Linked DNA regions of Mus musculus: region 2 is linked to region 1. Evidence: chromatin loops called from intact Hi-C (ENCODE). Cell type or tissue: left cerebral cortex. All regions are shown on one strand. Each heading gives the region's core, and the rest is flanking DNA. Links, peaks and the distances in the headings are about the cores only.

The links. Peaks named below come from ENCODE experiments on the same cell type or tissue, not always from the same donor. Only the 100,000 strongest peaks of a DNase experiment are listed, where the experiment ranks them.
Region 2: a loop joins it to region 1, with 9 times the contacts of the local background. A loop is called at or near these places in 7 of 42 quality-filtered maps.

Annotation. Positions count from the first base shown.
Region 1 is chr16:14,698,959-14,707,087 of GRCm38, reverse strand. It overlaps Snai2 (snail family zinc finger 2), which reads right to left and starts at 1,236. Exons shown (of 3, transcript NM_011415.3): 1 at 1,036-1,236; 2 at 1-377. The coding sequence starts at 1,114. In left cerebral cortex, for the core only: a CTCF peak has its summit at 1,571; DNase peaks (open chromatin) are centred at 807, 1,298, 1,502 and 1,816; H3K4me3 peaks cover 1,449 bases; H3K27ac peaks cover 237 bases.
Region 2 is chr16:15,517,488-15,525,616 of GRCm38, reverse strand. The region is part of intron 1 of Gm41424 (a long non-coding RNA gene); the gene reads left to right. Among named protein-coding and RNA genes, the nearest start is that of Gm41424, 7.5 kb to the left of the region's middle. In left cerebral cortex, for the core only: a CTCF peak has its summit at 4,522; a DNase peak (open chromatin) is centred at 4,450.

The DNA of each region.
Region 1 (8,129 bases), core at 190-2,689:
ACAGTGCAGCTGCTTGTGTTTGGCCAGCCCAGAGAACGTAGAATAGGTCTTATTGCATAAATTGCACTGAAACTTCTCAGCTTCGATGGCATGGGGGTCTGAAAGCTTGGGCTGCAGTCTCTCCTCTTCGTCACTAATGGGACTTTCTGAACCACTGTGATCCTTGGATGAAGTGTCAGAGGAAGGCGGGGGACTTACACGCCCCAAGGATGAGGAGTATCCAGTAAGAGGAGAAAGGCCACTGGGTAAAGGAGAGTGGAGTGGAGCTGCCGACGATGTCCATACAGTAATAGGGCTGTATGCTCCCGAGGTGAGGATCTCTGGTTTTGGTATGACAGGTATAGGGTAACTTTCATAGAGATATGGGGAAATAATAACTGGAAGAAAGAAAAGGAAGGAAAGAAAAAATTAAGGCAAAATATTTTTAAAATATATGTACACAGTCTGAGAGAGACCATAACAACATGCAGGAGACTCCATAGGAGACTCTCTAGTGAAGACAGCCTTACTCACAGGACACACATAAAGTCTTCCCTTCACCTGGGCTTACTGTCCTCGTGCAGGCTGACAGTTGCCCTGACTAACCTTCATTCTGGACTAGCCTTGCTGTCCCAATTTAGAACGAAGAACTAGACACTATATTAAAACTTTTTATAAAGTTGCTTTTCATTTTATGCGTGGGCTGTTCTAGCTGTACCGTGCCTGTGGCGGGTAATGGCATGCACGAATCCAGCTGCTTTCCCAAGTGCTTGGCTTCAGGAGATTGCTGCTCAGGCGAGGGGAAGGGTGCGATCACGTCCGTGCACTCCTTTTGCGTACACACAGGCTCAGAGAACTATACTGCCCGACCGGAAGGAAGCTTTCCTTGTCAGCAAAGATCTCAAAGGTTTTGAATTAAAACTTAACCTAAGTAATCAAGAGACTGCAAGGACAGTTTTGGCACAGCATTAAAAGGAAAGCGGCCCGGTGTGTTCTCTGAGTCAAGCAATAGAACCGCGGTTTACTCGCGCACAGATTTACAGAGGCGATTTTTACCTGTGTGTGTGTCCAGTTCGCTGTAGTTGGGCTTCTTGGAGGCGTTGAAATGTTTCTTGACCAGGAAGGAGCGCGGCATGGTGGCTGCGGGCGGGCGCGGGCGGATAACGGTCCAGGCGGCGGTCCTATAGCATCGCGGTGGCTCAGGTGCGGCGGGGGACAGGCAGGCGCCTCTGAAGTCACCCGGCTCCCTGCCCGACTGAGCTCCTCTGGGCGGGGAGGCGCCTTCTCCGTTGCTTTTTCTAGAAGTAACCAATCACAGCCAAGAGGTTCAGATTTCAGCTCCTCCTTCTGGAACAGCTGTGAATAGAGGAAGACTCTGTTGTCAGACTAAATTTTTCTGGTTCAAAATGGGCTGCTCATGGCATTTCAGTGGAGGCTCAAAATACATTAAATGTTTTCAAGAAAGGAAATCTCGGTTCTTGAGCACTGGGGAAACGTGTTTCCGCTAGGTGACCTACGGCGACTTGGCTTCCAGATGTGGGCAGTGCCTGGCAAGGCGAGGGCGGGAAGGAAGGGCGGCCCTCCGGACTGGGACCGCGCAGCCCCTAGTGGCCAGAGAGTCTATATTTGGAAGTTGCGTCTGGAGGGGGGTTATTGCACACAAGCAGCTGTAGGCTCTGGCTTTTGGGAAAGGAAGGTAAAGGCTCCCCGCAGCTGCCACAGCAGGTCTAGGGCGGCGTGCCAGAAAGTTAACTTGCTGATCGCTGCGTTAGACACTTGAAAGTAAAGCCTTACAGCCTACCCCAGGAACTGGAAGAGTGTAAAGATAAAAGGGAAGGCTGGTGCAGACTCCGACAATAGGCAAACTCTGGAAGAAGTATGGAAAGTTCTGATGAAGACATGTGACAAGACTTCCTCCCTTTGTAGCGCATGGTATTTTAGAGAAAGAAAAAAAAATATGAATCTCTACTGACAATTCTTAGTGTCTGCCGTTACTTAGTGGTGTTTTCTTTAGTCTTCAAAAGCCTCCCCCTTCCTCACGCCACATCCCTGGTTTGCATTAAAAGATGGGGTAAAGGATTCTTTTGCCAAGTTCTTTGACTGGCAGTTTAGGTAGTCCAGTAGCCAGCCGGTCACTTCACTTGCATTTGCACATAGGGGTAGGTGTAAAAATACTCCGAAGTGATTCATTTTAAAAGTGCAGTTTTCACTGTGCCCACAGGCAACTCTGTTTATTTCAATGTTACCCTGACTCTTCCCAACAAAATTGCAGAATCCAATTCCCCCACCTCCCCACCCCAAGACAACTAACTTTTTTTTCGTAACAGGTGCTGGAAGAAAACAGCGGAAACAGAATACCACCAGCGATGTTGAGACTTGCAAGAGAAAAGTGCATTGTCAAGCAGCATAACTTCTTAATCTGGGGATGAGAAAACGGGCGTGTGAGCGGGGGAGGGGGAAACCCGCAGACTTCCTGGGTTAATTTCAATGATTCCTCTTTCTCTTTACAATAGTCACTGATTTCAATGTCAAATACAGAAAGATATTTATATGAATCCTTAAACTAAGGGAACTGAATCTGCAGGTGACAAGAAAACAAGAAAATGTATTAGATTTCTTTCTAAGCTACCATGAGTATGGATCAGAGCTGGAGTCTGAGTTGACCTATTTCTAGTGGGTTTGCTCAGATTTAGACACCTGCTCTATAGGGCAAGAAATCTTGCCCCTTCCACCTAATTTCCAGTAAAACACACCGTTTGTTTTTTATCTAGTATTGAAAGAGGGCACAAAGCCACACATGACAACAGGGAACGCCAGAAGATAACCTGCTAAAGTGAGTTGTTGCAATTTAAAAAATCATTAACGATTCATTGTGCTTTTAAAGAACCAGTGAATTTGAAACAGGGAAACCAGCCCCTTTGTGTCCAAGGACCCAGGGGTTGTGTTAAATTACAGACTGCAGTCAAGTAACCTGTGTGTTCCAGATTGTGCTAGCCAGTATTGAGCTCAACTGATCTGATTCATGCCTTATCTATGTGAGATGTGTCCCACTGGCCGCAGGAGGAAGTCCACCGGCTGATGACATAAATCATGTTAAACAGAAGCTCTGCTTGGGCACAGCAGAGGAAAATTGATATTAAACTGATGTAATGAAAATGCAAGAATGGAAGCTTATCATACCCAAGGCCAGGTGGGAGGACTCTGCTATAACGGTTTCTCCCTGCAGACTTCAATAGATTGGGGTGCTGCTTTTAGTCACAGACTGCAAGATTTTGTTTGTGCAAGGCAGGGATTTGTCCTTAGATACACCAACATTTTAAATACTTCATTCTGTATTCATAGAAAAGGAGGGAAATAGACATAAAGAGAGACTGCGAGACAGACAGACACACACATACAGTCATACACAGATAAATCAATAGATGGATAGATGGATAGATAGATAGATAGATAGATAGATAGATAGATAGATAGATGATAGATAGATAGATAGATAGACTGATAGACTGACTGATTGATTGATTGATTGATTGATTGATTGATTGAAGTTAGTGGTGGGTAGCCTTTGCCAAACCAAGAAATTAGTCCTAAGCTGGAGAGAAACTGATGTTCCTTAATTAGGTAGGTTATAGAAATAACTTATAAGAGAGATACTTCTTGTGGAAGAGAACCCCAGCCAAGTCAAACTAGAGATGTCAGGTAAGTTAAATTAAGGAAGGCTAAACCTTAGAGTTTAAAATGTAATCTAAGGAAATAAATGGTCACAAATTCCTATAGCCTTTTTTAGTGGGCTTCATAACTTTTCTTCAAGCTTAAACCCACTGGAAGGTAATCTTGACTTGTTTCCCATAAAACTGACTCCTGAATCTCATGGGACCCTGGAAAGTTCATACCATCTCATTTTTCTCATTCTCTCATTTCCTGTACTTTCTAGAGTAGCTGACTAGGATGATTTGAGTCTTTCCCACAAGGCTTCCTGAATTCTTGGGGTATTTTTCCCTCCTGACTCCAGGCGGGCTGGCTTCTTCTCTTCTCTTCTCTTCTCTTCTCTTCTCTTCTCTTCTCTTCTCTTCTCTTCTCTTTTCCCTTTCCTTCCCTCCCCTCCCCTCCCCTTTCCTCTCTTCCCCTTCCCTCCCCTCCCCCTCCACTCCCTCTTCCCCTCCCTTTCTTTCTTTCTTTCTTTCTTTCTTTCTTTCTTTCTCTTTCTTTCTTCCTTTCTTCCTTCCTTCCTTTCTTTCCAGAGAAGACATGGTCATATTCTTTCAGCAGAGAAATGTCTTGGTTGGAATAGTTGGTATTTATACTATACACATGTAGGTCTTCACATATATAGAAAGATAGTGGATGGAAGCTGTCTGTTATGTTAAGAAAATGAAGTCAATCTATTTCCAAGTGAAATACCTAGGCCATGAAAAAATAGGATATCCCATATAGTGCTGGGCCCATCCCTAAAGTGAACCATAGTTCTTTGGAGGCACAGCACATGGCAGGATCATTAATACCTGTTGTGAAGAACGTGAATTGATGAAAAGTCATTGGGTTAGTCAGTAGTATCTGTACACTACTACAAAATACTATTAATTTTAAAATATGCTGGATAGGAACAAATTTTTATAATATTAACTGGAGCTTCGTTGACAGTGGTATAATTTCCTTTGTGGGTTTGTGCATGTTTATATATCTATATGAATTTAGACATATTTTCACTCCTTATTTTTAATTCAACTCAGTCTCTGAAAAAGTAAACTATCCCTTAAAATTATAGAAGTAACATTTCCTACACATACTAATTGACTTTACATTTAACTAGATAAATATTCTCTAGCATAAAAGGCAAATTTAGCAGAATCCTATGGCCATGCAGTATTCTGCTTATATACTTCGAATTGTATATTGAAGACTGTCGTTGCAATATGGAAAAAAATTACACACACACACACACACACACACACACACACACGAAAAGAGAGAAAGACAGAAAAAGAGATCATGTTTTCCCGTCGTTAAAGCTGGGCAGGTGTGTGTGCATGTGTGTGTGTGCGCATGCTTGCACCTATTGAATTTGGAATAAAAACAGTACCAATGAAAATGATGTCGGGATGCCATCCCCTGGTTAGGGATTTTTATCATTTCTTATGTATTCACTAGACAGACCCTTCCTTATCTACTAACTTTCTCTGTCTCTCAGAAGTGAGCAGGAATGCTACTCGTTGAGTAAATATCTGCACATTTGGTCAGCACTATTCGAGATATTTTAAATAGGAAGTCTTCTTTAACCTGAGAAAAAAATTTAATAGGGTGCTTTCTGCTACTCATCTGTATTTAACCTCTTTTTCCTCTTGTAGAATTTGAGTTTCCTTTCCTGCTGGGTAGAGACAATGTGAATAGTCCTTCACCTCGAGTTCACCTCTTTAGTGCTTGGTTTATACTTCTGCAGAGTAATAATGATGCTATCTATCCAATGAACAAGAAAGACTGGAAAATGTTATACCTGCCTGTATTTTATACACGGGCTCAGAGATACGTGGTTGCAAAGAGACACCTACTGGTCAGCTTTGGAAGTGATAGAGTTTTCTTTTCTTTTCTCTAACTTCTTGACAACATCTGCCACCTAGTGGAAAATAGGTTAACACGACTGTACATTAAACATCCTAATTTTTTAATCACTTCAATTTTAAATAAACTTAATTGTTTTAAATTTATTGGTATGTTCTTAACTTTAAAACTTACAATGTGACATTGCACCACAAGTTACAGTTACTTTATAAGTGAACATAGTTTTGGCATGATCAGACATTAGAAATATTTTTATTTTTAATTTTGAGTCAGCTTCTCACTATATAACCTCTGGCTGGCTTTGGATACTATGCACACATCCATCCCAAATCTAGAAGTGGATGAAGTAATAGACACAGAGTTGTTTTCAACCCTTATGCCTTTTCCAGCTTAGCTCGGCTCCAATACAGTGCTGTAATATAGAACCGGACAACACTCAGTTCTATAGGATCATATGATCATGGATAATGCTAAGAATAGCCTCTTTTTGAGTAAAGATTTACTTTTTAAAAAACTTTTGTATCTGCATGAAAGTATGTGCTCTTACGTACAGGTGTCGGTGGAGGTCAGAAGAGAGTGACAAGTTCTCTAGAGCTGGAGTTATAGAGATTTGTGAGTCACCCAACATGGATATTGGAGCAGAACTTAGGTCTTCTGTAAGAATAAAAAGTTCTGTAAGCAACTGATCCTTCTCTGCAGTCCCAGATGGTTAGTGTGAGCTTGCCAAGATACCACACATTTTTATATGCATTATTTCAGTGACCATCTCTCAAATTGTTAATCCTATAAAATATTGTTAATCCTATAAAATATTGTCCTTGTTTTTAGAAGAAAAAATAAAGTCACAAATTGTCTTTATCAAATTACACTGATATTAAACAGTGAGTATACTTTATTCATTCCTTGATATTTTCATAAATATATCTTCATCTTATTCACCCTCCATTTCTTCTCTCCAACTCATCCATAACACATCTCCTTCCTGACCTCATTTCCTTTTTGGTTTTCATTTATTTGTTCATGGTTTTTTTTTCTTTAAATCCATGGAGTTCAATTACTTCTACCCATTTGTGTGGCCATCCACTCGGGAATATGGAGCCAACTGGTTATTTCTAAAGAAAAGTGACTTTTGCTGTCCCTAGTAAAGATCATTTCTCCATAAACGCCTTCCATACTAAAATTTTAAGTGGCTTGGTCTTGTAGAGGTTTCATGCAGGTAACCATAGCTACTGTGGGGCATGTATGCTACTTTTTGTGTAAAAATTTACTTTTATTTGTTTTTATTTACTAGGAAGTAGTATGGTCTTTTGTACTATCTTCATCTTCTCAGAAATTTATATTTGTATACTTTCAATACACTTTACTAGAGGATTCTATGCCAAATCATATATGTGAGTTAAACAAATGAAGGATCAACAAGACAAAGAAAGACTCAGATTTTACCTTGAAAAAACAATGGCTAAAGATAATTTGTTACTAAACCTTTGGTTTCTTTACACTTTGTATTTTCTTACACTGAATGGCTTGAAGACATACATAGTTCATGTTGCAGGAAATAGTAAAAGAAAGTGGCATTTTCCTTCATTTCTCCGAGCTACTCTCAGCCCCTGAGGTCTTGCCAGCCAGTTTTTATCTTGTGGAGACTCTCTGACTCAGTGCTCCAAAATCTGTCTACCCAACTCACTCACTAAGTTCCCACTGGTGGGTTGTTATGGTGCGAGCTTTGTGCTTCAAAACCCCCATGGTGCACATCTGGCAAACCCATGCTTTGCCTCCATACCTTTCTCCCTTGAACCCAGCCAAATTGCCACATGAAGGAAAACACCACACAAACTTAGTTCAGAAACAATGATATCGCTGGGTGCAACAACTAGAATCCTGTAATCTTGTAAGCCATATTAAATCTGAATCCTCCGGTAGCAAATCCGCCATGATTTGCCATATAAGCTCAGAGATACTAGGACCTAAATCTTGTCCTCTCTCTATCCCAATCCAAAAAGCCCCTAACTCTCTCCTGCTTCCTCTCTTTCTCCATTCAACCTGGAAGTCCCTCCTACTTACCCAGTGATTGGTTCCTTTATTTATTTGGAGGAAGATTCACAAGAAGTCACCTGAGAATGTGACTCATTCCTTGTTCCAGATAGCCCCTTCTGGAAAACTAACATCGAAATAAACACATCACCAGAGCCATCCACAACAGGTTCATATGAAGCTCTTGAAGCAGGATCAGAAAGATGGATCACTGTGTAAAGGTTCTTGCTATCAAAGCAAAGCTGAGTTCAGTCTCAGAAATTCATGTAATGGAAGGAGAAAAGTGACTTGTACAAATTGTTCTGATTTCCATACATGCACCATGGCATGGAACATCCTTGTAGGTTCCAATGCCAAGGTCCTGTTCCCCAACTGGTTCTTGATCTGTCAGTAAAGAAGCCATGGGCCAATGGATAGGTGGAAGGGATAGGTGGGACTTCTGGGTCCCTAGAGGCTAGTGGAGATGAGGGAGAGTTTGATGTCCTTTGGAGAGAGAAAAGCCAATGCGCCATGTGAGATTTTGGGAGGAGCAGTGGCCTGAGGCTGCTCCTACAAGCTGGTAC
Region 2 (8,129 bases), core at 3,092-5,591, 820 kb before region 1:
TAACATAGTTCCCTGACCCTATCCTGCTGCTATACCAAATATTGCTCTTTTAATTGAATAACTAATATGAGTGATGGAATCTTTCCATGGTGGTGTATTAGACATTAGTAATGCATTTATTTATTTACCTATTTATTTATTAATTTAGTATTCTTTTAACTGTTGGGTGCCAAATCCTATTTGTGTTCACATGAAATTGTTAACAGTAGACATTCAGAGTTCTTTTATAGTCACAGTCTCACTATTTTTCATGGGATGGTATCCCAGGACCTTGCTTTGTTATTCTGTCCACCATCTGTGAAGAGGTTTTATTATATGGATGGCATAATGCTAACTTCTGGGTGTTTGCAGATCTAGAAAGGTATGAGAAATGCATCTAAAGAAACAAGTTAGGAGATCAATCCACAGAATATTCAATGGCCAGGCACAATTGTAAAATTCTTGGGGGTATTATGGTCTTGTAAAACACATATGATATGTGACAATGCTATTGACAAAATCCTAAAGCAGCCTGTACCTGTACATGTAAGGAGCTATGGGCATTTTGAGAACTCTTGGGATATTGGCAGATTTTTATGCCCCATCTTGCCTATGCTGTCCTTCCTATGTATAACTTGATAAACAATGCTATATGTGGTTGGGGAAGAATACCTCATAAAGATTTTAAAAAGACAAAGATCCTTATAGGACAGGCTACATAGCTATTTGCCCCACTACCTCAGTGTCCTTGTCTGTTAGAAGTCAATCTGCAACAAGAGCAGATGGTTCCAGTAGTGTTTGGTCTCAGACAATGAAAGTAGCAGAAGCTCAGTGCACAGCACCAGAACAGCAGGTTTAAGAGGTATAAAAAGCATTGCAATGGTAAAAAAACAGCTTAACCAATGAAGAACTGGACTGAAGGCCTCCTGGCCAAACCCCTTTGTTGTGTAGCACAGAATCAAATGCTACAAATGTGGCATGCTTTCTTCCAGCGTGGTATATGCAAACCCTATCACCAAGGCCATGTAGGCTGTCCCAGGAGCAGTGTGCTTTAAAGCCACAGAGAATCCTCCAGCAATTGAACCAACAACTAAACCAGATGAAGTACTGGAAGGGATACTACTCATTCCTGTAGATACCTGGTACAAAGATGGTGCTGGTACACACCAAACAAGAGTGGATAGCTGTAGTGATACAAATGAAAACAGATACCATGTGACTAAATGAAAAGTAGCCAGTGGGCTGAGTTAAGAGCCCAATGAATAGTAATAACTCATGAGACTTGGCTTGTGACAATTTGTACTGACATTTTGTCTGTAGATAGAGAACCCACTTTATGAATAACCCAGTGGGAAAAGGAGGACTGGCAGGTGCTGGGTTGGCTATTATAAAGGCAACAAATATAGAAAGAGATATATAACAGAGTTCAACAGGAATCAGAATTCCTGATAATTTTCCATGTGGCAGTCCATAAACTTTCCCTGGAAATCAGTAAGCAGATGCCCTTACCAAAGTTCAAGCCATTTCTAATTCAGGGCATGTAGCCTCCCTCAGCCTTGAAGCAGGCTGATTCAGACTTTGCTGCCACTGAATATGGAGATCACCTGGGGTGTAGCCTTCTGACTTAGATGGCTCTATTGTTATGTCAACTACAGCTGCTCTTTGAGACTCTGCTACTTGCTGAGAAACCCTTGAAACATTCTGGAGACACCTACAGGCTGGCTCCAGGCATCAGGAATGGATTGTCTGGGGATGGGCCTTCCCCCTTTATAAGCACAGTCTCTTAGTAAACTTGGGGGCCTTGATCAGAGAAAAATTTGTCTTGGCCTCTTTCTTTTCTCACCAACTAGTCTCTTTCAGCCCCAGCCTGCCTTTCAGGAGTACCCAGTTTGTGTGGCCGTGGGCGGTCACAAGGGCATGTCTCAAGGCAGGAACATGGAGGTAGGAACTGAAACAGAGGACATGCAGGAATGCTGCTTATCAGCTTGTTCAGTCTGTTTTCCTTATAAAACCCAAAGTTGAGGAGCGACATTAAAGGCTTCTGTAACAACACCCCTTCCCCAAAGAAAAAAGAAACAGTCTAGACAGGAAGATTATGATAATCATATGTAGTTCTTCACAGTTTTGGACTTCTGGTAAGGGGATGGGAAAGGACTTAGTTATCTATAGGGAGAAGGCCACTCTAGTGGGTATATGGCAACCCAGTTTGCACTTGGCATATTTGGGAGGTGGAGTGTAAAAGTAAGAGGGTGGACCTAGGATGAATAGGATGCAAATGTGATCAGAATGCATTGTATAATATTCTCAATCAGTAAAAACGTTATGTTAGAAAGAAAATGACAAGAAAACAAACAAACAAACAAACAAACAAACAAACAAATCAGAACCACCTTCCTAGGGGCAGCACCACTTATAGTGATCTGGGTCCCCCATATCAATCACTTAAAAAAAAAAGCCCTAAAGATTTGTCTATCAGCCAATCTGATAGTAGCAATTCCTTTTTTCTAGATGAATCTTCCTGTATTAAGTTAACAAAATACCCCCAAACAAACAAATAAAAATACAAAGTACAAGATCTACACTACTTCTAAATAATTGCATGGATTCTCACATAGCATTTCTTGATAGCTTGGGTATTAGTTGGCTAGTATTGTGCCTTACATTAATGTCAGTATTGAGTGTACCATTTAGACTGCTAATTCTTGTCCCATAGCCAAATTATCAGCCTGGATGTTATCATGACCTCAATATTTGGGTCACGATTCCTAGCACAATGATAACATATTCACACATGTCCAAGAAAGGTTTGGGCATGTCTAGGAGCCCTGCTTGATTTCTTAGGTTTGGTCTTCTCATTTTGTCCTGGATTTCCTGGATGTTTTGAGTTAGGATCTTTTTGCATTTTGCATTTTCTTTGGCTGTTATGTCCATGTTCTCTATGGAATCTTCTGCATCTGAGATTCTCTCTTCCATCTCTTGTATTCTGTTGCTGATGCTCACATTTATGGTTCATTATTTCTTTCCTAGGGTTTCTATCTCCAGTGTTGTTTCCCTTTGGGTTTTCTTCATTGTTTCTAGTTCCATTTTTAGATTTTGGATGGTTTTGTTCAATTCCATCACCTGTTTTGTAGTGTTTTCCTGTAATTCTTTAAGGGATTTTTGTGTTTCTTCTTTAAGGACTTCTACCTGTTTAGTAGTGTTTTCCTGTAGTTCTTTAAGGGATTTTTTTGCTTCCTCTTTAAGGCCTTATACCTGTTTAGCTGTGTTCTCCTGTATTTCTTTAAGTGAGTTATTAATGTCCTCCTTAAAATCCTCTACCAGCATCATGAGATATGATTTAAATCTTTCTTTTCAGGTGTGTTGGGGTATCCAGGACTCACTGTGGTGGGAGTGCTGGGTACTGATCATGCTGAGTGGTCTTGTTTTCTGTTAGCAAGATTGCTACGTTTGCCTTTTGCCATCTGGTAATCTCTGGCGTTAGTTGATATATCTGTCTCTGGCTGGAGCTTGTTCCTCCTGTGATTCTGTTAGCCTCTGTCAGCACTCCTGGGAGTCCAAATCTCAAATGAGTCTCAGTGGTCAGAGTACTCTCTGCAGGCAAGTGAGCAGAGGTCTGGAGCTCAGCTATGCCTCCTGGCTGAAGATGAAGCCCCAAAAGGGACCCTGTCCCAGAAGCTATGTCGCTTCTGCCACCAGCATGCTCTCCTGCTCGGACTGGTCTCTTTTTTTTTTTATTTACATTTCAAATGTTATCTCCTTTCCTATTTTCCTCTCTGAAAATCCCCAGCCCCTCCCCCCTCGCCCTGCTCCCCAACCTACCCACTCCCACTTCTTGGCCCTGGCATTCCCCTATACTGGGGCATAGAACCTTCACAAGGGCCTCTCTTTCCATTGATGACTGACTAGGCCATCCTCTGCTATATATGCAGCTAGAGACATGAGTGTGTCCCCCCCCTCCAACAATGTGTTTTCTTTGATTGGTGGTTTAGTCCCAGGGAGCTCTGGGGGGGTGGGGGGTACTGCTTAGTTTATATTGTTGTTCCTCCTATAGGGTTGCAAACTCCTTCAGCTCCGACCAAGGCAACTCTTATAAAGGAAAACATCTAATTGGGGCTGGCTTACAATTTCAGAGGTTTGGTGTCTGATCATTGTGGCAGGAAGCATAGCAGCACCTGGGCAGACAGTGCTGAAGGAGCTGAGAGTTCTACATCTTGATCTGAAGGTAGCAGAAGGAGACTGTGTTCCCCGGGCAACCTTGCTTATAATTAGATCCTTTACTTGAAGACACCTCAGCCACTTGAATTTCTCATTGAATTTTCCCTATCAGACTCCTTATGTTCCAGTGTGAGCAGCTCCAACTCAGATTTTCATGTTTTCACAGCAGCTGGCACTCATGAGCTTTTTTTCTGTTCAGATTTAGGTCCCCCAGCCTATGATACTTCTTTAGAACCTCAACGTTCCAGATTCATGGGCATCTTGTACAGAGCTCATTCTGAAGGGAGCAAAGCACTTCCTTTCTTCTTATTACTAAACTGTGGTTTGCTCCGTGAGTCAGTAGAAGGCACTCCAGTTCTGTTGATTACAGTAGATGGAAGACTCAGATGTTGCTTGGGAGAAAGATGTACTTCCCCACAGGTACTGAGGAGTGGAGATAGCACACAGCATGATGCTGCTCTTTAAGGCCCAGCAGACACTTTTGCAGCTGAAACTCTAAGCTTTACAGTTCCAGTAAGGCAGAATTACTCAAATTCTGCAGCTGATCAACTTATATTGCACCTTCTAGAATGATTTCAAATGCACACCCAGGTGATGGACACAGATATGAAATTCAAAAACAGAAAGCCAACAGCTGTCACATAAGCCTTAGTCAAGCTTCTGTCAATGTTAGGACTGCCCACTCCCAAGACTTGTTTGAAAGACAGGAACTATAGCCAGCTTACACCCATTGGTGCTCAGCATGTGAAATGCCCCTTTCTTTCATAGATGCAATTCAAAAAGCCACAACACTGAAGTGACTATGAGGCCCTTCATTTCCCGGATCCACAGAGAGGTTTAATAGAAACAGAATAGCAAGGACAAGTTTTTCTAGTGGGATCAGCGGTATCTGTAACTTGTTCTTCCATGAGATGGAACTGACTGTCACTAAAGACTCCTTCAATTCTATAGACAGCATTGAAAATCCATGATATGAACTATTTAAGGAACTTATTTATATACATGCACCTGATGATCCTATCCTGATTTTCCTCTTATGGTGTGTAAGGAATTCTTTGTATGAAAGTTTTAAGTGTTTGTGAAAAAGTAGGGAAAATAATGATGTTGGCTGGTTCCTTATAGCATATTTGGACAGAGTTACAAAAGAAAAAAATAAACAGTAATAAAATTTATTAGTTATCAATGCATATAAATAATCTAAAGGTTTCTAAGTGTGCAGTGCAGAGAATCTTTTCTCCTGAATCCATAGAGCTCAAATCACAGGAACCCAACCCAAGACCTCACTATTTAGTTTGCTGAGGTATAATTCAAATTTAATTGCCAACCTCATAGAATGTGAGGAGTTAAACCAAATACACTTATTGAAAAAGAATGGATTCCTGTAACTTGGGATAATGATGTGTGGGAGGATCCTAAGCAGGTTTAAGGCATTGAATCCTCTGAATCCAATGAGTCACATTGTTCAAAGAAATAGTCTGCCCATGCTCAGTAGTATGATACCTTTGTACCTCTATTCCCAGTCTATGCAGTGTTCCCTCTCTGCCTTTGCCTAAGAGAATTAATTCATTCTCTTCTGAAGAGCAGCAGATGTCAGACTGCTGCTCTTGTCCCTAAGAAACCACCTATCTCTGTTTCTAGACCTATAACTAGACTCAGGGCTAAGGAATCACCTAGAGGTGAAATATGACCTATGAGGAGGCGTGCCACACCACTAAAGAATTTAATGAGTTTGCTAATTAATTTAAGCAGAAACCTGGGGGATATATATGACCACAGATTATAAAGGTATAAAATAATGGTGAATGGAACACAAAGTCGGATCAGGCTGAGTTTATCAATGTAGACCCATTGAGTTTATTTGATTGATTGTTGCGCAAATGCCTGATGTACCTCTGTTTAGTGTTGATGAAAGGATTTTAAGCTTTAGAGAAATTGGAATGCTTGAGTGGATTCATTGCTTAAAACCTAATCCTGAGGGTGAGTCCATGATCATTATGGCGAGGAACTTGGCAACAAGTAGGCACTCAGGATGAGAGGGAAGGGGTGGTGGTTGGGGAGGGAATGACTGGATATGGCACGGGCTTTTGAAATATCAAATTCCATCCCCAATGACACACCTCCTTCAACAAAGCAATACCACAAAATCTGTTCCTAACAGTTCTATCAACTAGGGATCAGGTATTTAAATGTATAACTCTGTGGTAACCATTCTCATTCAAACTCTGACAATTGTCAACCTGACTATATTTTGGAATTGACTAAAATCCAAGCACACAGGCATGCCTGTGAGGGGTTCTCTTGATTAGATCATTTGAGGTGGGAAGACCCACCCTAAATCTTGACCTCACATTCTGGTATCAGCCTACATAAAGGATATGGAAAAAAGAAACTTGCTTTTTGCCTGCTTGCCATCATTCTTCCTGGCAAGTTCATCTATTCTTTTGCTGAGGGGTTTCTTCACTGGTACTAGAAACTATTTCTTCAGGATTCCAGTGTAGATTGAAGATCAGCAGCTCTCTAAGAATCCTCTGGGACTCTAACACCGTATTTGTACTTCTGAGCCTTCTGGGCAACTACTAGATTCTTGGCCTTTCCATTGGTAGATTAGTTGAACTATAGCCTCTAACCTACTCTAATAAATCTCCTTTGAATATCACACATACACACACACACGCACACACACACAGACACACAGACAGACACACACACACTTTTTTTTTTAAAGATTTATTTATTTATTATATGTAAGTACATTGTAGCTGTCTTCAGACACTCCAGAAGAGGAAGTCAGATCTCGTTATGGATGGTTGTGAGCCACCATGTGGTTGCTGGGATTTGAACTCTGGACCTTCGGAAGAGCAGTTGGGTGCTCTAACCCACTGAGCCATCTCACCAGCCCACACACACGCTTTTAAATATTATCAATTGCCTTCCTTTAGAGAACCTGACTAATACAAACCCCTTCTACTTTCCATCTGAAAATAGGCTAGCTGGGATATGAGACAAAGCCTGGGTTGAATCTGTGTGCATGAATATCCAGTGGAGGTTGGCACCTGCTGGTTCTTCAGGAACTGAGAAGTAGTGTGCTGAGTTTTTTTGTGTGTGGGCCACAAGGTATAGGGTTATCGGTGAGATTGTGATACATGTGTATTTCCATCCATATACACACATATGTTTTTCTGAGAAGTCATTTGTGTCTTTCATCTGCTGTCCAAATATGTCAAAACATTTTATTACCATTTTATACTTTATATTTTGTTTATATCTTACTTACCTGAAATAGTTTTTTAGCATTCTCTTATAATAATTTCATTTTAACTTGCTTGAGCTTCTTATTAAATATCATAGTAATTCCCATTGAGTTTTTTGTTTGCTAAATGTTTCTCTTGAACTGCCTGCATGTCCTGGACTGCATGTCCTGGCCCAGGTGACTTAGCTGCAGTCACATTCCTGTCTTGCTTTGATGTCCATGTGTTACATTTTCACATGGTGTTTAGCTGTCTCACTGCTGTTGACTATTTGGGCTATTCTGTCTTTTAGTTATTGTGAACAATGCCACCATGGTCATATACAAAACAAATATCCCTCTGAATGTCTGCTTTCAATTCTTCCATGGTTATCTGATTGGTAATACTACAGTAAGTCTTAAAGGGGGAAATGGTAATGACACCTTCTTGGACTACCCACGGAATTAAATTACAATATAGTATAAGCTTCAGTTACTTTCTTGGAGCACATATTTCTCCTTTCTTTTTGCTTCTTATATCAATTATTTTTAAACTTCATTGGCTTCTTAGAAGAAACATTTTGTATTACTAGTTGCTAAGATTAGTTATTTTAGATCAGTGATATACTTTATTGATATATTTTCTCCAAAGGCAGATATTCAAATTTCAGATATCTTTTTGGAACTACTTAATCAGACTGATATCACC